2 separate regions of the Homo sapiens genome follow, and region 2 is linked to region 1. Evidence: chromatin loops called from intact Hi-C (ENCODE). Cell type or tissue: heart right ventricle. All regions are shown on one strand. Links, peaks and the distances in the headings refer to the core of each region. The heading gives the core; the rest is flanking DNA.

Evidence for each region. Hi-C counts contacts between places; a loop is a spot of excess contacts. Peaks named below come from ENCODE experiments on the same cell type or tissue, not always from the same donor. Only the 100,000 strongest peaks of a DNase experiment are listed, where the experiment ranks them.
Region 2: it touches region 1 in a loop (2.9-fold over the local background); 5 of 110 quality-filtered maps call a loop at or near these places.

The regions. Positions count from the first base shown.
Region 1 is chr7:74,700,634-74,711,506 of GRCh38, forward strand. It overlaps GTF2I (general transcription factor IIi), which reads left to right. Exons shown (of 35, transcript NM_032999.4): 6 at 1; 7 at 4,531-4,585; 8 at 5,757-5,800; 9 at 10,399-10,476. All of the region lies in intron 2 of GTF2I-AS1 (GTF2I antisense RNA 1), which reads right to left. Among named protein-coding and RNA genes, the nearest start is that of GTF2I-AS1, 23 kb to the right of the region's middle. In heart right ventricle, for the core only: no CTCF peak of the experiment used is centred there; no DNase peak of the experiment used is centred there; H3K27ac peaks cover 1,532 bases.
Region 2 is chr7:74,630,156-74,641,028 of GRCh38, forward strand. No RefSeq gene overlaps it. Among named protein-coding and RNA genes, the nearest start is that of GTF2I, 22 kb to the right of the region's middle. In heart right ventricle, for the core only: no CTCF peak of the experiment used is centred there; a DNase peak (open chromatin) is centred at 5,698.

The sequences.
Region 1 (10,873 bases), core at 1-8,000:
GGTAAGTAAGTGCTTTGCTTCCTTGATAGCTGGCTGGCCTCCGTTTTGCTAGATTTTCATACACTTTAATGGTTTCTGTTTTATTGTCTTTGAGAATATGATGTCAGACATTTTCGGATGGGCTGTTTAGATGTTTATATAATCCACAAAAGGTTCATTGAGCTAAAAAAGTGGAGACTTGTTTTTTTGTTTTCAGCTTCGCTGCTTGTTTTCTATAGAAGATCATACATCTGCCCTCACTTACCAGAATTATGAGTAGGATTTAATTGACCTAATGTCATCGACTCGGCAAGACGTTGTTGGGCACAGCATTGGGTGGGGAGGGGATACGCAGCTGTGTATCAGCATTACCACTTTTGAGAGCTGTGAGTCTCACGGAAGAGAGAAAATTCTGTAAAATGAACATGGCAAGAACATTGCATCCCTACGGCAAGAATGGCTCTGAGAAAGTGCTGTGGATGTTATTGGAGGTTGGATTCCTTTATAGTTCAGGAAAGAGTTCATGAGGAAGAGAGCATTTCCAGGAAGGGCGTTTGAAGAATGATGCGGATTTCAGCTTCCTTTAGGGAAGTCTAGCCATTTCATTTGAAGGGAAAACAGGATAAAGAGTAATACCCTTTAGAGCCAGGTTTATTTGAGACTTTCGGAAGTAAATAACCAGTATCATTGGAATACTTTTAAACATGTAACTATGAAAGGAAAAAATTATATATACATAAACATACACATTGTGTTTTCTGTTAACCTTTGTCTTATTCTCATTGTGGTGAAAAGATTAATTTTTTAGCAGCTTTATTGAGGTATAATTGATACACCATAAAATTCACCTGCCTTTTTTTTTTATTATTATTTTTTGAGACGGAGTCTTGCTCTGTCGCCAAGGCTGGAGTGCAGTGGCGCGATCTTGGCTCACTGCAGCCTCTGCTTCCCAGGTTCAAGTGATTCTGCCTCAGCCTCCCGAGTAGCTGGGATTACAGGCACATGCTGCCACGCCCGGCTAATTTTTTGTATTTTTAGTAGAGATGGGGTTTCACCATGTTAGGATGATCTCGAACTCCTGACCTCAAATGATCCACCCGCCCCGGCCTCCCAAAGTGCTGGGATTACAGGCGTGAGCCACTGTGCCCAGCCAAATTCACCTGTCTTAAGTATATAATTCACTAATAGTAGATTTACAATCTTAAAATGTTTTTAAGGGGTTTTTACCCATCATCACAGTCTTAATTTTGGGATGCTTTCATCGTCCCTGTCTCTGTTATTTCATGAATGTTGTAGAAATGGAATATGTAGTATGTATCCTATTGAAATGAGCTTTTTTCACTGAGCATCACTCACTCGAGGCTCATCGAGCTTGGTAGGTGTAGCCGTAGCTTCTTTTTATTGCTGAGCACTAACTATTCTGTGACATGAACATACTGTCTGTTGATCCAGTCATCAGTTTATAGATATTTTGGTTGTTTCCACCTTTGGGTATTGGGAATAATGTTACAGTGAACATACTTGAGCAAGGTTTTGTCTGGACATATTCCTTGATATCTCTTGGATATTTACGTAGGAGTGCAATTACTAGGAATAGGGTAAATTTACACTGAACTTTTTTTTTTTTTTTAATTGAGACGGAGTCTCGTTCTGTCACCAAGTTGGAGTGCAGTGGCATGATCTTGGCTCACTGCAACCTCCGCCTCGTGGATTCAAGAGATTCACCTGCCTCAGCCTCCTGAGTAGCTGGGATTACAGGCACGCGCCACCACACCCGGCTAATTTTTGTATTTTTAGTAGAGACGAGGTTTCACCATGTTGGCCAGGATGGTCTCAATCTCTTGACCTCATGATCAAGGGAGGCCTCTCAAAGTGCTGAGATTACAGGCGTGAGCCATCGCGCCCTGCTACACTGAACTTTGAAGAAACTGACAAGCTGTTTTCCAAGGTGGCTATACCATGTTATATTCTCACAGCAGGATAGGAGGGTTACCCCCACATTGCTGCCAACTTACTTCTTGATTTTAGCCATTGTAATAGATGTGAAGTGGTATCTAATTTTTTTTGATTTTTAAAAATTTCTCTAGTGATTGTTGATGTGTTTTTACTTTTCTTTCTTTCTTTCTTTTTTTTTTTTTTGAGACAGGGTCTCACCCTGTCGCCCAGGCTGGAGTGTAGTGGCGCCATCTCAGCTTAGTGCAGCCTCAACCTCCCAGGCTCAAGCAATCCTGCTGCCTCAGCTTCTCAGTAGCTAGGACTACAGGCGTGTGCCACCATACCCAGCTCATTTCTGAACCTTTTTTTGGTAGAGACAAGCTCTTGCCGTGTTGGCCAGGCTGGTCTGGAACTCCTGAGCTCAAGTGATCCGCCTGTGTCAGCCTCCCAAAGTGCTGGGATTACAGGCTTGTGTTATCTTCAATTGTGCTTATTGGTCATCCATACATATTTTTTGGAGAAATATCTATTTAGGTCCTTTTCCCATTTAAAAATTGGGTTTGTTTGTCTTTTTATTATTGAGTCTTGTTTTTTATATAGTCTTGATATAAGTCTCTAATTGATGATTTGTTAAAAAAAAATTTTTTTTTTCTTTTTGCAATGGTGTCACTCTGTTATCCAGGCTGGAGTACAGGATTTGGGAATATTTTCTCCAATTCTAATAAATCTACATTATCCTTATTGTATAACTTGTCTTCTTCCCTTACTTGGTAGTATCCTTTGAGGCACAAACGTTTTAAATTTTGATAAAAATAAGTTTATTCTTTTGTTAACTTGTGCTTTTTTTTTTGAGACAGAGTCTCGCTGTGTCACCCAGGCTGGAGTGCGGTGGCATGATCTCAGCTCACTGCAACCTCTGCCTCCCGGGTTCAAGCAATTCTCCTGTCTCAGCCTCCCGAGTAGCTGGGACTACAGGTGCCCGCCACCATGCCCGGATAACTTTAGTATTTTTAGTGGATACGGGGTTTCACCATATTGGTCAGGCTGGTCTCAAACTCCAGACCTCAGGTGATCCACCTGCCTCAGCCTCCCAGAGTGCTGGGATTATAGGCGTGAGCCACTGCGCCTGGCCCTCACTTAAGCTTTTGACTTCATATTCAAGAAACCATTGCGTAAACCCAAAGGCATGAAGATATGACTTCTGTGTTTTCTTCCACAAGTCTTATAGCTTCAACTCTCACATTTAGATCTATGGTTCATTTTGAGGTCATTTTTGTATATTATACAAGGTAAAGGTATAAATTCATCTTTTTGCACGTGGATATCCAATGATTCCAGGACAATTTGCAGAAAAGACCGTCCTTTCCCTCAAGATATCCTTGTTATCTTTGTTGAAAGTCTTTTGACTCTTTGTTTATTTCTGGGCTTTCTATGTAGGAGATCATGTTGTGTGAGAATCAAGACAATTTACCCCTTTCTTTGCAATCTAAGTGCCTCTTATTTCTTCTTCTTGTTGCTCTGACTAGAATATAAATGTCACACAGCATTGGTGATAGCAGACATCACCTTGTGATATTAGTAGGAAAGCATTCTGTCTTTGACCATGAAGTATGATGTTAGTGGTAGGATTTTTGTGTAAATCTCTTTTAAGATGGAGAAATATTTATCATGTTTATGTTAAATTTCAGACTTAAAAGTTTTTTTTAAACTTAATTATTATTTTTATTTATTTATTTATTTATTTATTTTTTTATTTATTTTGAGATGGAGTCTTGCTCTGTCGCCCAGGCTGGAGTGCAGTGGCATGATCTTGGCTCACTACAACATCTGCCTCCCAGGCTCAAGCAAATCTCCTGCCTCAGCCTTCTGAGTAACTGGGATTACAGGCGCCCGCCACCACACCTGGCTAATTTTTATATTTTTTTAGCAGAGACGGGGGTTCACCATGTTGGCCAGGCTGGTCTCAAACCCCTGACCTCAAGCAATCTACCCATCTCAGCCTCCCAAAGTGCTGGGATTACAGGTGTGAGCCTCCACGCCCAGCCTAATCTCAGCATTTTGGGAGACCAGAGTGGGAGTCTCCCTTGAGGCCAGGAGTTCGAGATAAGCCTGGGCAACATAGCAAGATCCAATTTCTACAAAAAATAGAAAACAATTAGCTGGGAGTGGTAATGCATGCTTCTGTAGTCCCAGCTACTCAGGAGGCTGAGGTAGGAGGATTGCTTGATCCTCGAGAGTTGGAGGCTGCAGTGAGCTATGATCATGCCACTGCACACCAACCTGGGCAACAGAGTAAAACCCTGTTTCTAAAAAAAAAAAAAAAAAAAAAAAAAAAAAATCTGTTTCATCATTTATATGTCAGCAGAGTCATATTCTCCATATTCCATCTTACTAGACAAATGGTATGTTTCTGCATTTCTCTCACTGATGAAAATAAGAGCTTTTTCATTCAAGGAGGTTGTGGTTGGGTGAAGGGATGAAAAGCAGTGTTTATTCTGGTGTGATCCAGAGCTGCAAAGCCTAGTTCTACCCCACTAATTCTATATTTAAAGCCTTTAGACATATTATATTTGAAATGTTGAAAAACTAACTCCAATTTTTTTTTTTTGTATGTAGGTGGTCGTGTGATGGTAACAGATGCTGACAGGTCAATACTATCTCCAGGTGGAAGGTAAAACCTAATTTCATTACTGCTGTTTAACTCCCACACCTCAAAAAGTTTTAGTTGTTAGATAATTGAGATATCAGAATATTAAAAAGGCCTCATGTCACACATCTTAAAGTTTAATAGGCAAGGATATCATTTGGGGATCTTGTGAACATGCCCTCTTTGACTTGGTATTTCTGAATAGTAGAGTTCCTGGGAAAAGCCAGAGGCATTGGTCACACTGTGAATTGGCCTTAGAGTGGTATTTGGAAGTTAATATGCTATTCTGTAGTATTTTATTATACTGTTTTCCCCAAAAGATAGATAGAAATTAAAGTACTAAGTTCAGTTGGTAACTCTTTTTTTTTTTTTTTATTTTTGAGATGGAGTTTTGCTCTTTTTGCCCATGCTAGAGTGAAGTGGCGCGATCTCGGCTCACTGCAACCTCTGACCCCCTGCTGGGTTCAAGCGATTCTCCTGCCTCAGCCTCCCAAATAGCAGGGACTACAAGCATGTGCCACCATGCCCAGCTAATTTTTTTGTATTTTTAGTAGAGACGGGGTTTCACCGTGTTGGCCAGGCTGGTCTCGAACTCCTGACCTCGGGTGATCCACCTGCCTCGGCCTCCCAAAGTACTGGGATTACAGGCATGAGCCACCACGCCTGGCCCGATAAGTCTTAATATGCTACTCTGTAGTATTTTATTGTACTTTTTTCCCCAAAAGATAGATAGAAATTGAAGTACTAAGTTCAGTTGATAACTCTTTTTTTTTGTGGAGACAGAGTCTCCCTCTGTGGCTCAGGCTGGAGTTCAGTGGCATGATCTCAGCTCACTGCAACCTCCACCTCCCGGATTCAAGTGATTCAGGTGAGCGCCACCACGCCTGGCTAATTTTTGTATTTTTAGTAGAGATGAGGTTTCACCATATTGGCCAGGCTGGTCTTGAACTCCTGACCTCGTGATCTGCCCGCCTCGGCCTCCCAATGTGTTGGGATTACAGGCGTGAGCCACTGTGCCCGGCCCAATAACTCTTATTTATGCAATAAATAAATATGTCAGTTTTAAGCTGAGTCAGGTTTGCACCCACCTTGGTCAAGGGAGGGATCTTAACACTTTGAGACCCAGAGACTTTGAATGCTGTGGGAATGGCTGTCACCAGCACGTGGCTTGATCAGGGCTTTCTTCTCCTTGCAGTTGTGGCCCCATCAAAGTGAAAACTGAACCCACAGAAGATTCTGGTATGTACTAGCACTTTTAGAATCAATGGTGAAATTAAGGAAGACTTTTCCTTAGTGTAGAAGTTTATAGTTTGACTCAATTATTGTTTTGTTTTGATAAGAAAGAGGCAGTCACTACTAATGTATTCCAACTGTGACACTATTTGTTAATGTTATCACATTAAGACCCAGAAAGGTAATTTGCTCAGTAAGTGGTAGGCAGAGTTCTTTGCCAGTTACATATGTTTGTAGATAAAATGTATTTTTTTTTCCCGTTGTACAGACATATAATGTAAGAGGTCAGCTGTTCTATAGTGCTTTTTACAAAAATCAATAGAATGCCCCCTTCGTCTCCACCTTCCTTCTCTGCACTCCTGTTTTCCACTCTCCAAGGAGACCATTTTCAATTCTCAAATAAAATTGCTATTTAATTCCTTATTTATTTATTTATTTTTTGAGATGGAGTCTTGCTTTGTCACCCAGACTGAAGTGCAGTGGCACGACCTCGGCTCACTGCAACCTCTGCCTCTGGGTTCAAGCGATTCTCCCACCTCAGCCTCCCGAGTAGCTGGGATTACAGGCATACGCCATCACGCACGACTAATTTTTGTATTTTTAGTAGCGACGGGGTTTCGCCAGGTTGGCCTGGCTGGTCTTGAACTCCTGACCTCAAGTGATCCTCCTGCCTCAGCCTTCCAAAGTCCTAGGATTACAGGCATAAGCCACCGTGCCCGGCCCCCGTTTATAATTCTGTTCTGTCCTAGAACCGTGGCACCCAGATGTTCTCAGCATATGTATTTATTTCATCATTTCCCAGTGTTATCCTGTGTCCTAGTGCCACTGTCAAGCCTCCCGCTGCTCGGCCCTGTGCCCCTTATTCACACGGGACACTCCTTAGTGGGCTGTCACCGCCCTGCCTGCCCCCTCATCTCCCTCTGTCTGACCAGGCCCTCGGCAGCTTCCCCAGCCCCTTCCCCGGCCCTTTGTCAGCCTTCTCATTCTGCCATGCTTCCTGGGCAGCCACCTGCCCCGCTTCACCCCATCTAAGGGCATCTCGAATGAGTTGTTGGGGAGGAGGGTAGGGCCGCGTTAACGTGTGTGTGCGTGCATGTGAATGAGAGCTTTTATGTATGTAAGTGTATTTTGGGAGAGCTGCAAGAAAGTGTTGAATTATCCTTTTTTGGAAAAGGTATTTGAGTCTTTTACACTGTTTGCTGGTTTTACAGAAGGTTTTTCTTTTTTCTTTATTTTCACTCCATAGGAAATCTCAAATTTTTGTGTGGTTTTCAGTAGATTGTGCCAAAAAAAATCATCATTTTGCAAATGTTTCCCCTTAATTCATATATTCATCTCCTGAATATTTAGTTTGCTTCTAAAAAGAAACATGCTGAATTCAGAAACCCCATGTGTTTAATTGAATTCTTTCAACTGTCTTTATGTACACATCAGCATCATTATAGGTTTTTTTTTTTCTCTTTTACACTTTGCATCTTTGTATTCTTAATTTATCCTGCAAATAAGATGTACATTTATAGCCAGGGTGCAGCCAGGAGACAGAAACCATATCAGTTATTGGAACAGAGAAAATTTAATGTAAAGATTGTTGGCCGGGTGCAGTGGCTCACACCTGTAATCCCAGCACTTTGGGAGGCTGAGGCGAGTGGATCACCTGAGGTCAGGAGTTGGAGACCGGCCTGGCCAACATGGTGAAACCCAGTCTCTACTAAAAATACAAAAAAAATTAGCAGGGCATGGTGGTGGGCGCCTGTAATCCCAGCTACTCAAGAGGCTGAGGGAGGAGAATCGTTTGAACTCAGGAGGTAGAGGTTACATTGAGTCAAGATCGTGCCATTGCACTCCAGCCTGGGCAACAAGAGTGAAACTCCATCTCAAAACAAAACAAACAAAAACAGATTGTTAACTGGTTATAAAATTGTTAACTTTGTAACCTTAAGGAGAATACTAAGGTTTTTTTTAAGGAACAATTCTAGGCAGTGGCTGCCACCCCATCAGCTTTCCATCTGACTTCTGAGGTGGGGTAGTGTTTGGCTGGTGCTGGTGGCTGAGGGGCATGGTGAGGCTGCTTCTGGTAGTGTTGGAGACATTGCCAGCCGGGCACAGCTGTTGTGATGGGAGGGCCTGCTTTGGCCAGGCTGAACGAGGGTACCAAGGAGTGACCTTTTTGGGATGAGAATGCAGACAAGAAGCCAAAAGGAAGGCCCAGATCTCTTCTCCTCCTCTAGCCTTTCTCTCTGTAGTGTATCTTTGTGGCAGAGACTCACATGGAGCCAGCTGCTATGCAGAGCTCAAACTTCAGCAGAAACCCAGAGGATGGGTTTGCAACTGAGAGACATCAGTTTTGTGGGTGGCCCAGGCTGTTCTCTTTGGCTGCTCAGCATATATACACACCCTTCCCTGCACATTTGACCTTCTGTACAACAACGAGACAACTGTTCCATCTAAAGAGATGCAACTTTACTTCCTACAAAGAAATCCATTTTTACTCTCTCCTCAAAATGGGGGGACACAGTGTTCCAGCAGTCACACCCATCGCTGGGAGACTGACTGAAAATCCAGTCGCGAGCTATGTTACCTGCTCTTTAAATGCAGTGCAAACCTATTTGAGTAATCTCTAGTCTAATGGACAAATGGAAAGGAAACTTCCAGCCAAACTATTGTGAAATACTACCACACAGAAGAGAATAGTTAGTATATGCAAGCATATAATCTTCACACAAACACATTTGTAACAGACAAGGAAGACAATAGGCATAGTCGCCACAGTCTACGTTTCTGCAGCTTACCAGACTTTTTTTTGGATTTACCTTTTTATTTTTATTTATTTATATTTTTTGAGACAAGGTCTCACTCTGTCGTCCAGACTGGAGTGCAGTCGTGCGATCTCGGCTCACCACAACCTCCGTGTCTCAGATTCAAGCGATTCTCCCACCTCAGCCTCCCGAGCAGCTGGGATTACAGACGTGTGCCACCCAGCCAATTTTTGTATTATTCATTTATTTATTTTAGTAGAGACGGGGTTTAACCATGTTGACCAGGCTGGTCTTGAACTCCTGACCTCAGGTAATCATCCGCCTCAGCCTCCCAAAGTGCTGGGATTATAGGCATTAGCCTCTGCACCCAGCCAGTATGTGTAAGGTTCTTTAGCCAATTGGAGTGACCCAAATTTTTATTCCTGAAGGGTCTGAATCCCCAGTGGATCTGCCTTTTTTGTTAGCTGTAATGCTGTGATTTTCTTTCTTTCTTTATTTTTTTTTTTTGAGACGGAGTCTTGCTGTGTCGCCCAGGCTGGAGTGTAGTGGTACCATCTCCGCTCACTGCAACCTCCACCTCTTGGGTTCAGGTGATCTTTGTGCCTCAGCCTCTCGGGTAGCTGGGACTACAGGTGCGTGCCACCACTCCCGGCTAATTTTTGTATTTTTAGTAGAGACGAGGTTTCACCATGTTGGCCAGGCTGGTCTCGAACTCCTGACCTCAGGTGATTCGCCCGCCTGGACCTCCCAAAGTGCTGGGATTACAGGCACGAGCCACCGCACCTGGCTGTTAGCTGTAATTTTCTATTAACTTTTACTGATGGACATGAAAGTGCTAAGTTAGCCCAGAGAGTTGCAAAGGTCTCAGATGCAGTGTTCTCTGCCACCACTGTGTAGCAGCAAAACACTTTCCCCTTGGTGATTGAAGGCAATGGAGTAACTCCTTTTTTTGCTTGTTGCTTCAGGGATGCATACCCTTTGTATATCAATTTAACTCTCTTTGAGCTCTTTCTCTAGAGTTGAAAATATTCTTTACAAAGTTGCCCAAGTCAGAGCTCACGATTTCGTTTGTGTTAGGGTTGGTATGACTGTGGTTGAATATCTCAGTCTGAAATGTGTATGTGCACCCATGCATTGTTCATTTCTTTTTCTTTTTTTTTGAGAGGGAGTCTCGCCGTGTCACCCAGGCTGGAGTGCAGTGGCACAATTTTGGCCCTTCCCAAAGTCAACTTTTTAATAACATCGATTGCTTTTGCCTATTTTGACCTTCATATGAGTGGAATTACACAACATGTACTCTTTTGTATCTGGCCACAAAGGTCTGCTTCAAATCATCTGTCCTAATTGTGGGCAAAGCTTTATGCAGAAAGGTGTGCTTTGTACCCTTACACAAATCCCTGTAATAAAAGGGATGTATTAGGCAGAAAAAAACCAATGTATCTCATTATTGAAATTGTTGACCATTATGCTATCTCTCCTTTGGAATACTGAGTTATTAAAACTGATGTTTATAAGTGTGTTTCAATGGTTTATAAAAGTATTTTTAATATTAAGTGAAAAGGGAGTGTGGTAAAATTTTCTTTGATTCTAAAGATAAGAATTTGCTGGAGAAAAGAGCAGCACATAATTGCAGAATATTAATAAATGGTTAAAACTTTGCATTGGCTGGGATTATAGTGATTTTTTACCTTCTGCTACCTAGCAAACTTTTGTCTTTTCAAAGACGTAAAGTCTTTACTTAAAATAAATATGCATTGCTGTATTTATAGGGAGGGCAGAGAGGATTTCCCTACACAATCTAGCTGAAAGTTCTCACATGCAATCATATCATTGCATTTGCTTTTCTAGGCATTTCCCTGGAAATGGCAGCTGTGACAGTAAAGGAAGAATCAGAAGATCCTGATTATTATCAATATAACATTCAAGGTAATTTGAATTAATGCAATTTTTCTTTCTAAAAATTATTCGTGGTTAAAATTAAAATTTGCTCATCAATTGCTTTAATTTCTTAAATAATATTTTATTGATCAGTTCTTGATTGACATATATATTGTAATTCAGTCCCGGGGATAAAACATTTAAAAATGGGGCTAAAAGATCAACTCAGACAATCCAGAGGGGATATGTAAAATAGCCATTTGTGTTCTTAAAAGGATGAGCAAAAGTTGTGGCACAATTTAGAATTCAATCCCAGGTTCTAGTGTTGCAAAATAAAACAAACCTATTAGGCAAATGCAGATAATGTCAGCTTAATTTTTTCTCACTGCATAATTATAGTATATTAAACACTTAAAGTAAAAAATCTGGTTAGCTTTGCCATCTA
Region 2 (10,873 bases), core at 1,823-9,822, 69 kb before region 1:
TTGCAGTGAGCCGAGATCGTGCCACAACACTCCAGTATGGGCGACAGAGCGAGACTCTGTCTCAAAAACAAACAAACAAACAAACAAACAAAAACTATTCTCATCACTTCTCGGCCTTTTGGCTAAGTTCAAATGTAAAACAAACTATTCTGTAGATCGGGCACAGTGGCCTGTAATCCCAACACTTTGGGAGGCTAAGGAGGGAGGATCGCTTGAGCTCAGGAGTTCGAGAGCAGCCTGGGCAACATAGCAAAATCTTATCTTCACAAGAAATTCAAAAATTAGCCAGGTGTAGTGGCTCGTGCCTGTGGTCCCAGCTGCTTGGGAGGCTAAGGTGAGAGGTTTGCTTGAGTCTGAGAGGCAGAGGTTGCAGTGAGTCGAGATCAAGCCACTGCACTCCTGCCTAGGTAATAGAGTGAGACTCTGTCTCAAAAAATAAATAAATAAATAAAGTAAACGTACACTGAACTTCACCCCAAAAACAGGAGCCCTCTGTTGTGCTGCCTTGGAAACCAAGGGGAAGTCACTGGTAGCAAAACTCAGGCTGCTATGGGCCAGGTATTTCCCTATTAGGGATCACACGTCCACTAGTTCCAAGGCCACACTGTGTATCTGTAGCACCATTATTATATCATCATAACCACATCTATGACCATCCTAACTTATAATTCATACTCTGTGCCTGCAAAGTCCTTGGGTTTGACCACTATCCCTATTTACAAAGCCATTCACCATTGGCCAGGTGCTGTGGCTCACTCTTGTAATCCCAGCACTTTGGGAATCTGAGGCAGGCAGATCACTTGAGGTCAGGAGTTCCAGGCCAGCCTGGCCAACATGGTGAAATCCCAGCTACTCGAGAGGCTGAGGCAGGAGAATTGCTTGAACCCAGGCAGCGGAGGTTGCAGTGAGCCGAGATCGTGCCACTGCACTCCAGCCTGGGCGACAGAGTGAGACTCTACTAAAAATATAAAAATTAGCTGGGCGTGGTGGCGCATGCCTGTAATCCCAGCTATTGAGGAGGCTGAGGCAGGAGAACCGCTTGAACCTGGGAGACGGAGGTTGCAGTGAGCCGAGATTGTGCCACTGCACTCCAGCCTGGGCAACAGAGCGAGACTCTAAAAAAAAAGCCATCCACTATCCACTATTAATTAGGTCTTACAAAGCTGCAAAATAATCATACGCTCTTGTACACCATACAATTTAAAAAAAAATTTTATTATAGTAAAATACATGTAAAATTAATCATCTTAATCATTTCTTTTTTTTTGAGATGGAGTCTTGCTCTGTCACCCAGGCTGGAGTGCAGTGGCACAATCTCGGCTCACTGCAATCTCTGCCTCCCAGGTTCAAGCGATTCTCCTTCCTCAACCTCCCGAGTAACTGGGACTACAGGTGCATGCCACCACACCTGGCTAATTTTTTGTATTTTTAGCAGAGATGGGGTTTTACCGTGTTAGCCAGGATGGTTATCTTCTGACGTCGTGATCCACCCGCCCCGGCCTCCCAAAGTGCTGGGATTACAGGCGTGAGCCACCACACTCGGCCCATCTTACTCATTTCTAAGTGTACAGTTCAGTAGCTTTAAGTGCATTCACACTGTTGTGCAACTGACCCTCAGAACTCATTTCGTCTTGCAAAACTGAAACTCTATACCCATTGAACAACTCCCCATCCTCCTTCCCGTTACCCCTTGGCAACCACCAGAGACTTTCTGTCTCTATGAACGTGACTATTCTAGGTACTTCTTATATAAGTGGAATCACACAGTATTTGTCTTTTTGTGCAAGCAAATGATTTTTTTTTTTTTGAGATGGAGTCTCACTGTGTCGGCCAGGCTGGAGTGCAGTGCCCAGGCTGGAGTGCAGTGGCACGATCTCGGCTCACTGCAAGCTCTGCCTCCCAGGTTCACGCCATTCTCCTGCATCAGCCTCCAGAGTAGCTGGGACTATAGGCGCCCCCCACCACACCCGGCTACTTTTTTTGTATTTTTAGTAGAGATGGGGTTTCACCATGTTAGCCAGGATGGTCTTGATCTCCTGACCTCATGATCCGCCTGCCTCGGCCTCCCACAGTGCTGGGATTTGGCCTTTTTTGTGTGTGTCGAGAGAGAGAGAGAGAGAGGGTCTCATTCTGTTGCCCAGGCTAGAGCGCAGTGGTGCAATCACAGCTCACAGCAGCCTCAGTCTACAGGTCTCAAGCGATGCTCCCACCTCAGGCTCCAGAGTAGCTGGGACTACAGATACATGCCACCATCCCCAGCTAATTTTTTAAAATTTTGTGTAGAGATGGAGGGTCTCACTATGTTGCCCAGACTGGTCTCAAATGCCTGGCCTCAAGCAATCCTCTCACCTCGACCTGCCAAAGGGTTGGGATTAAAGGCATGAGCCATCGTGCTCAGCCAGGAAATATTTTTAACCATAATTGTGTTGCATCAAATTCACAGCCAGAAAGCAGAAATCTGAAAATTCGAAGCTTAGCAATAAGTACGTAAACCACACACACACACACACACACACACTCATACATACACACATTCACACATGCATACACACATTCACACATATACACACACATTCACACATATACACACACGCTTCCTATAGAACTGAGCTCAGGACAAAATCCAACTGTGAGGGCCACTGAAGGCCTGTTTTGCAAAACGGCTGCTCCAGTTTTTTTTCATCTGGATGAGCAGAAGAGAAAGACATGCTTGTGGGCCAGGCGCAGTGGCTCACGCCTGTAATCCCAGCACTTTTGGGGGGGCCTAGGCAGGTAGATCACGAGGGCAGGAGTTTGAGACTAGCCTGATCAACATGGTGAAACACCATCTCTATTAAAAACACAAAAATTAGGCAGGCATAGTGGCGCGTGCCTGTAATCCCAGCTATTGAGGAGGCTGAGGCAGGAGAATCGCTTGAACCTGGGAGGCAGAGGTTGCAGTGGGCTGAGATTGTGCCACTGGAGTCTGGCCTGGGCAACAGAACGAGATTGCACCTCAAAAAAAATTTTTTTAAATACAACTAAAAAATACAAAAATTAGGCTGGGCGCGGTGGCTCACGCCTGTAATCCCAACACTTTGGGAGGCCGAGGCGGGTGGATCACCTGAGGTCAGGAGTTCAAGACCAGCCTGGCCAACATGGTGAAACTCCATCTCAACTAAAAATACAAAAAAATTAGCTGGGCGTGATGGTACGTGCCTATAATCCCAACTACTTGGGAGGCCGAGGCAGGAGAATTGCTTGAACCTGGGAGGCAGAGGTTGTAGTGAACCGAGATCACGCCACTGCACTCCAGCCTGGACAGCAGAGTGAGATGTGCTTGTGGCCACTGGGAAGGGTCAAAGTCTTTCAAGTTCAAGTAGGGACCTGCAGAGAGGTTTCTCACGGCACAGCATGGAGCTGAAACAGGTCGTGAAACCAGATCAGACCCAGGGCCGGGGTGTGCGAAGGAGGCCTTGGGGCTCAGAGCTCTCGCCTGAGAATTTCACACAAGACTCGTCCCATTCTGCAGGTCTGGATTTGAGGATTTGCTCCTGGGCTTCACTGGTTATCTGCACATCGGTGCCAACTGGCAAAGGTCAAGGTAGGCTGGATCCAGGCTGGAACCAGCAGGTGCCCTGAGGACTGCGACAGGAAGCCAATTAGGAACAACTTCTTATTGTCTCCTTGCTGAAAACCACAGAGTTCTTATCTTCTGAAAACTTTGCTCTGGGCTGGAAGGCGTGGCTGGTTGCCCTGCTGGTATCAGGGCCACAGTGGGAACCAGTACTGGCCATTGGACTAAGTGTCCTTTTTTTAATTAAAAAAAAAAAAGTTGGATTATTTTATATACAGTATTAGTCCCTCTCCTCTCTCCTGCTTAATTTGTATTTAATTTTCTCTTTTTTTTTTTTTTTGAGAAGGAGTCTCTCTCTGTCGCCCAGGCTGGAGTGCAGTGGCATGATCTCGGCTCACTGCAAGCTCCGCCTCCCGGGTTCACGCCATTCTCCTGCCTCAGCCTCCCAAGTAGCTGGGACTACAGGTGCCCGCCACCATGCCCGGCTAATTTTTTTATATTTTTTAGTAGAGACGGGGTTTCACCGTGTTAGCCAGGATGGTCTCGATCTCCCGACCTCATGATCTGCCCGCCTCGGCCTCCCAAAGTGCTGGGATTACAGACGTGAGCCACCACGCCCGGCCTATAAAAAGTTGTATTATTATATTTTTAAAATTTTTTATTTTATTTTAGTGTGTTTGGCAGAGTCACCCAGGCTGGAGTGCACTGGCACGATCTCAGCTCACTGCAGCCTCCATCTCCCAGGATCAAGCGATTCTCCTGCCTTAGCCTCCCGAGTAGCTGGGATTACAGGCACCCGCCACCACACCCAGCTAATTTTTGTATTTTTAGTAGAGATGGGGTTTCACCATGTTGGCCAGGCTGGTCGCAAACTCCTGACCTCAGGTGATCCACCCGCCTCGGCCTCCCAAAGTGCTGGGATTACAGGCATGAGCTACCATGCCCAGCCCTCCTGGCTAATTTTTATATCTTTAGTAGAGACAGGGTTTCACCATGTTGTCCAGGCTGGTCTTGAACTCCTGACTCTCAAATACAAAAAATTGGCTGGGCGCGGTGGCTCACACCTGTAATCCCAGCACTTCGGGAGGCCGAGGCGGGTAGATCATGAGGTCAGGAGATCGAGACCATCCTGGCTAACATGGTGAAACCCCGTCTCTACTAAAAATACAAAAAATTAGCCGGGTGTGGTGATGGGCACCTGTAGTCCCAGCTACTCGGGAGGCTGAGGCAGGAGAATGGCATGAACCTGGGAGGCGGAGCTTGCAGTGAGCCGAGATCGTGCCACTGCACTCCAGCCTGGGCAACAGAGTGAGACTCCATCTCAAAAAAAAAAAAAAAAATAGTCCCAGCTACTCAGTAGGCTGAGGTGGGAGGATCACTTGAGCTAGGGATGTCAGGGTTGCAGTGAGCTGACATCTTGCCACTACGCTCCAGCCTGGGCTGCAGAGCAATACCCTGTCTAAAAAAGAAAAAAAAGAAGAAAGTAAGCAGGCAAGCAGGTCAGTGATTGCCAGGGCCTGGGGTGGTGGGTGGTGAAGAAAATTAACTAATGAAGAGGGGCACAGGAAACTTTCTAGAGCAATGGAAGTGTTGCATATATTTTTTTTTGACGGAGTCTTGCTCTGTCGCCCAGGCTGGAGTGCAGTGTTGTGATCTCGGCTTACTGCGACCTCCACCTCCTGGGTTCAAGCCATTCTCCTGCCTCAGCCTCCGGAGTAGCTGGGATTTCAGGCACGGCATGCGCCAGCACGCCCGGCTAATTTTTGTATTTTTAGTAGAGACAGGGTTTCACCATGTTGGCCAGGCTGGGCTCAAACTCCTGACCTCAGATGATCTGCCTGCCTCGGCCTCCCAAAGTGCTGGGATTACAGGCATGAGCCACCGCACCCAGCCCTGTATCTTGATTATGGTGGGGGTGACACGGGTGAGTGAAAATATTTGCTAAGGCTCCTTTAAGTAAACACATAAAAACGAATGCATTTTATTCTGTGTAAATAAAATACTTGAATAAAGTTGTTAAAAAAAAAAAAAAGCAGCAGCAGCTTAGTCCAGCTTCCCTGAGTGGGTGGTGTAATTTCGCCTGGAAGCGGAGGCTGGAATGACAGGCATCTTGGCCAACGTGTTCAGCACAAACCAGTCAACTGGCACAGAGGGCCCATTGTGATCAGACCACAGACTCTTCAGACAGAGCTGCATCTTCCCCTGCGCCCCGGCCAGCGCTGGCTGTGTGCCATTCCCTCTGCACCCTGTGCACCTTGACACAGTAGATCTCTGCACAAGCCCTTCTCTTTGCCTCCTTACCCCCTACCCTCCACCTTCTTCACCAGGAAAGTTCTATGCATTGTTCAAATGCCCCCACTCCCCACCTCCTCTGGGCTCTTTTTTTTTTGAGACAGAATCTCACTCTGTAGCCCAGGCTGGAGTGCAGTGGCACAATCTCGGCTCACTGCAACCTCCGCCTCCCGGGTTCAAGTGATTCTCTTGCCTCAGCCTCCTGAGTAGCTGGGACTATAGGCATGTGCCAACACACCCGGCTAATTGTTGTAGTTTTAGTAGAGACGGGGTTTCACCATGTTGGCCAGGCTGGTCTCAAACTCCTGACGTCAAGGGATCCGCCTACCTTGGTCTCCCAAAGTGTTGGCATTACAGCGATGAGTCACCATGCCCGGCCTTTGGGATCTTATGACAGGTGCCCTAGTCAGACTATATTATGACCTGTTTACAACTCTGTCCCCCAACAAGTCTGTAAACTATTTCTTTTTCTTTTTTTTTTTGAGACAGAGTCTCACTCTGTCTCCGAGGCTGGAGTGCAGTGGCGTGATCTCGGCTCAGTGCAACCTCTGTCTCCCAGGTTCAAGCGATTCTCCTGTCTCAGCCTCCCAAGTAGCTGAGACTACAGGTGCCCACTACCACGCCCAGCTAATTTTTGTGTTTTTAGTAGAGACGTAGTTTCACCATGTTGGCCAGGCTGGTCTCAAACTCCTGATCTTAGGTGATCTGCCCACTTCAGCTTCTCAAAGTGCTGGTATTCCAGGCAGGAGCCACCATGCCCGGCCTCTGGGCTCTTATTACAGATGCCATAGTCAGATTGTATTATAACCTGTTCACAACGCTGTCCTCCCACAAGTCCGTAAACTTCTTGAGGTCACAGATGGTACCATTTTTATCTCTGCATCCCCAAAGCACCTAACACATTCCCTAAAACACAGCAATAAAACATTCCTTGCATCCTTGTCAAGCAATGGTGTCAGCCCTTTACACGCTTTGTTTATTTATTTATTTATTTATTTATTTATTGACGGAATTTATTTAGAGACAGCCTGTTGCCCAGGCTGGAGTGTGATGGTGTGATCATAGCTCACAGCAGCCTCGAGCTCCTGCACTCAAGCAATCCTCTCACTTCAGCCTCCTGAGTAGCTGGGGCCACGGGTGTGTGTCTCCAAACCCAGCTAACTTAAAAATTTATTTTTTGCAGACAGAGGGTCTCCCTATGTGGCCCAGGCTGATCTCAAACTCCTGGGCTCAAGCAGTCCTCCCACCTCAGCCTCCCAAAATGTGGGGATTACAGGCATGAGCTACCGGGACCAGCTAATTTTTAAAATTTTTCTTTTTCTTTTTTTTTTTGAGACGGAGTCTCGCTCTGTCGCCCAGGCTGGAGTGCAGTGGCGGGATCTCGGCTCACTGCAAGCTCCGCCTCCCGGGTTCACGCCATTCTCCTGCCTCAGCCTCCCAAGTAGCTGGGACTACAGGCGCCCGCCACTACACCTGGCTAATTTTTTGTATTTTTAGTAGAGACGGGGTTTCACCGTTTTTTAGCCGGGATGGTCTCAATCTCCTGACCTCGTGATCCGCCCGCCTCGGCCTCCCAAAGTGCTGAGATTACAGGCGTGAGCCACCGCGCCCGGCCAAATTTTTCTTTTTTGTAGAGATGGGGTCTCCCTATGTCGCCTGGGCTGGTGTCAAATTCCTGACCTCGAGTGATCCTCCTGCCTTGGCTTCCTAAAGGGCTGAGATTACAAGTGTGAGCCACTGTGCCTGGGCAACTCAAGTCCCCTTCACCTTCAGTCATTCAGTCAACAAACACCAAATACTTGCTCCACACTAGGCATGCCCCAGGCCAATGAATGAGGCTTGGTCCCCGCCCTTAGTGAGCTTATATAAGAGGAAGACTCACAAACAGTGGGCTTTTTGGATGGAAACATGAATGAATGAATGAATGAATGAGTGAATACAAGCTGCCTTTCCTCTCCACTGCTGTCTGGGTGATCACGCAGTATGTGCGGCAGGTGCCTATCCCGTCCCATTCCACGTCCGCTCTGGAGGGTCCTAATCTAGGACACCTTAGCGTATCTCATAGATGGCCAGCTATGGATCTAAGATTCATTGGGCCAATGGATTTGTACTTTTTTGGTGGGCTAATAGTCACAGCTGTGTCTCTCTATTTTATTTTATTATGTTATTATCTTTTATTTTTTATTCTTTTTTGAGACAGGGTCTCTGTCACCCAGGCTGGAGTGCAGTGGTGTGATCTCAGCCCACTGCAACGTCTGCCTCCTGGGTTCAAGCGATTCTCGTGCATCCACCTCCCGAGTAGCTGGGACATCCGGCTAATTTTTGTATTTTCAGTAGAGACGGGGTTTCGCCATGCTGGCCAGACTGGTCTTGAATTCTAGACATCAAGTGATTCACCTGCCTCGGCCTCCCAGAGTGGCAGGATTACAGGGGTGAGCCACTGTACCTGGCCTGTTTTTGTATTTTATTATCAAAATCTAGTGGATTTTATTAACTAGGCTTATGTTGAGGGCCGGACGCGGTGGCTCATGTCTGTAATCCCAGCACTTTGGGAGGCTGAGGTGGGCAGATCACCTGAGGCCAGGAGTTCAAGATCATCCTGGCCAACATGGTGAAACCTCGTCTCTACTAAAACTACAAAAATTAGCCTAGCATGGTGGCACGTGCCTGTAATCTCAGCTATTCAGGAGGCTGAGGCAGGACAATCACTTGAATCCGGGAGACAGAGGTTGCAGCAAGCCGAGATTATGCCACTGCACTGCAGCTGGGGCGACAGAGCGAAACTCCGTCTCAAAACAAAAAAACAAAAAACAAAAAAACTAGGGTTATGTTGGCATCGCTTGCTTTTTTTTTTTTTTTTGAGACAAGGTCTCGCTCTGTCACCCAGGCTGGATTCCAGTGCTGTGATCATAGCTCACCACAGCCTCAAACTCCTGGGCTCAGATGATCCTCCCACCACAACCTTCTGAGTAGGTGGGAATACAGGGGTGCACCACGACACCTGGATAATTTTTAAAATTTTTTGTAGAGGTCAGGGGTCTCACTATCTTGCCCAGGCTGGTCTTGAACTCCGGGCCTCAAGCGATTCTCCTGCCTTGGCCTCCCAAAGTGCTGGTATTACAGGCACACCATACCAAGCCTGCATTTTCACTTAAATTCGCATTTGGAGTACCTAACCCCCACACATGTGGGTAAAGAACCAAACATAAGTTTCCTTGTCAGCTGCTGCTGCTTTTTTTTTTCTTTTGAAACTGAGTTTCACTTTTATTGCCCAGGTTGGAGTGCAATGGTGAGGTCTTGGCTCACTGCAACCTCTGTCTCCCAGGTTCAAGCCATTCTCCTGCCTCAGCCTCCCAAGTAGCTGGGATTACAGACATCCGCCACCACGCCCGGCTAATTTTTGTATTTTCAGTAGAGAAAGGGTTTCACCATGTTGGCCAGGCTGGTCTCAAACTCCTGACCTCAGGTGATCCACCCGCCTTGGCCTCCCAAAGTGCTGGGATTGAGCCACTGCACCCGGCCCCCTGTCAGCTTCTAAATGTAATGGCTTTCCTGGTTCCTTGGTGCCTAGAACAGTGCTGAAATTTCTCATGTATTCGGATATCTGTTGCTAATAAGTTTTGTTCGTTTTGTTTGCCAAAACTTGATTTTCCCATCCCTTTGGGAAGCCAAGGCAAGAGGATCACTTGAGGCCAGAAGTTTAAGACTAGCATGGCCAGGCCGGGCACGGTGGCTCACGCTAGTAATCCCAGCACATTGGGAGGCTGAGGCAGGCGGATCATGAGGTCAGGAGTTTGAGACCAGTCTGGCCAACACGGTGAAACCCTGTCTCTACTAAAGATACAAAAATTAGCCCGGCGTAGTAGCACGCGCCTGTAGTCCCAGCTACTCAGGAGGCTGAGACAGGATAATTGCTTGAACCCAGGAGGCGGAGGTTGCAGTGAGCCGAGATCGCGCCATTGCACTCCACCCTGGGCGACTGAGCGAGACTCCATCTCAAAAAAAAGACCAGCGTGGCCAACATGATGAAACTCCGTCTCTACTAAAAATACAAAAATTAGCCAGGCGTGGTGGTGCACGCCTGTAATCCCAGCTACTCAGGAGGCTGCGGCACGAGAATTGCTTGAACCCAGGAGTTGGAGGCTGCAGTGAGCCTAGATTTCACCACTGTACTCCAGCCTGGGTGACAGAGTGAGACTCTGTCTCAAAAAAAAAGAAAAGAAAAAAAAAGAACTTGATTTTCAGGGAATGAACTTTCCTAGTGAGGTTTCTTTAAAAATCTTTAATTTCCTGTGTCTGCAGTATGTCAGGAGGTGGTTCACAGCTCATTTCACTTTGCTTGAAACAAAGTATAAGCTTTCAGTTGGGGAGGAGTGTTGCTTGTTTACTACTTTTCAATTCATTAGTAGAAGAGATAAAATTGTGCCTTATGTTTTACCTCATGGTAGGGCCCAGAACAATGCAATCTGGAAATAAGTACACCTGTTTTAATTTTTTTGCACTTTTTGTGTGTGTGGAGACAGGATCTCCCTATGTTGTCCAGGCTGGTCTCAAACTCCTGGGCTCCAGCCATCCTCCCACCTCTGCCTCCCAAAGTGCTGGGATTACAGCATGAGCCACCACGCCTAGCCTATATTTTATTATTTTATTTTAGTTTACTTTAGTTTCTATTTATTTATTTATTTATTTTTGAGACAGCGTCTCACTCTGTTGCCCAGGCTACAGTGCAAAGACATGATCTCAGCTCACTGCAACCTCCGCCTCCCGGGTTCAAGTGATTCTCCTGCCTCAGCCTCCCGAGTAGCTGGGACTACAGGCACCCACCACCACGCCAAGCTAATTTTTATATTTTTAATAGAGACGGGGTTTTACCATGTTGGCCAGGATGGTCTCAATCTCTTGACCTCGTGATCTGCCCGCCTCGGCCTCCCAAAGTGCTGGGATTACAGGCATGAGCCACTGCGCCCAGCCAGTTTACTTTAGTTTCTTTTTTTCCTCTCTTTAAATTTTTTATGCACAAGTAGA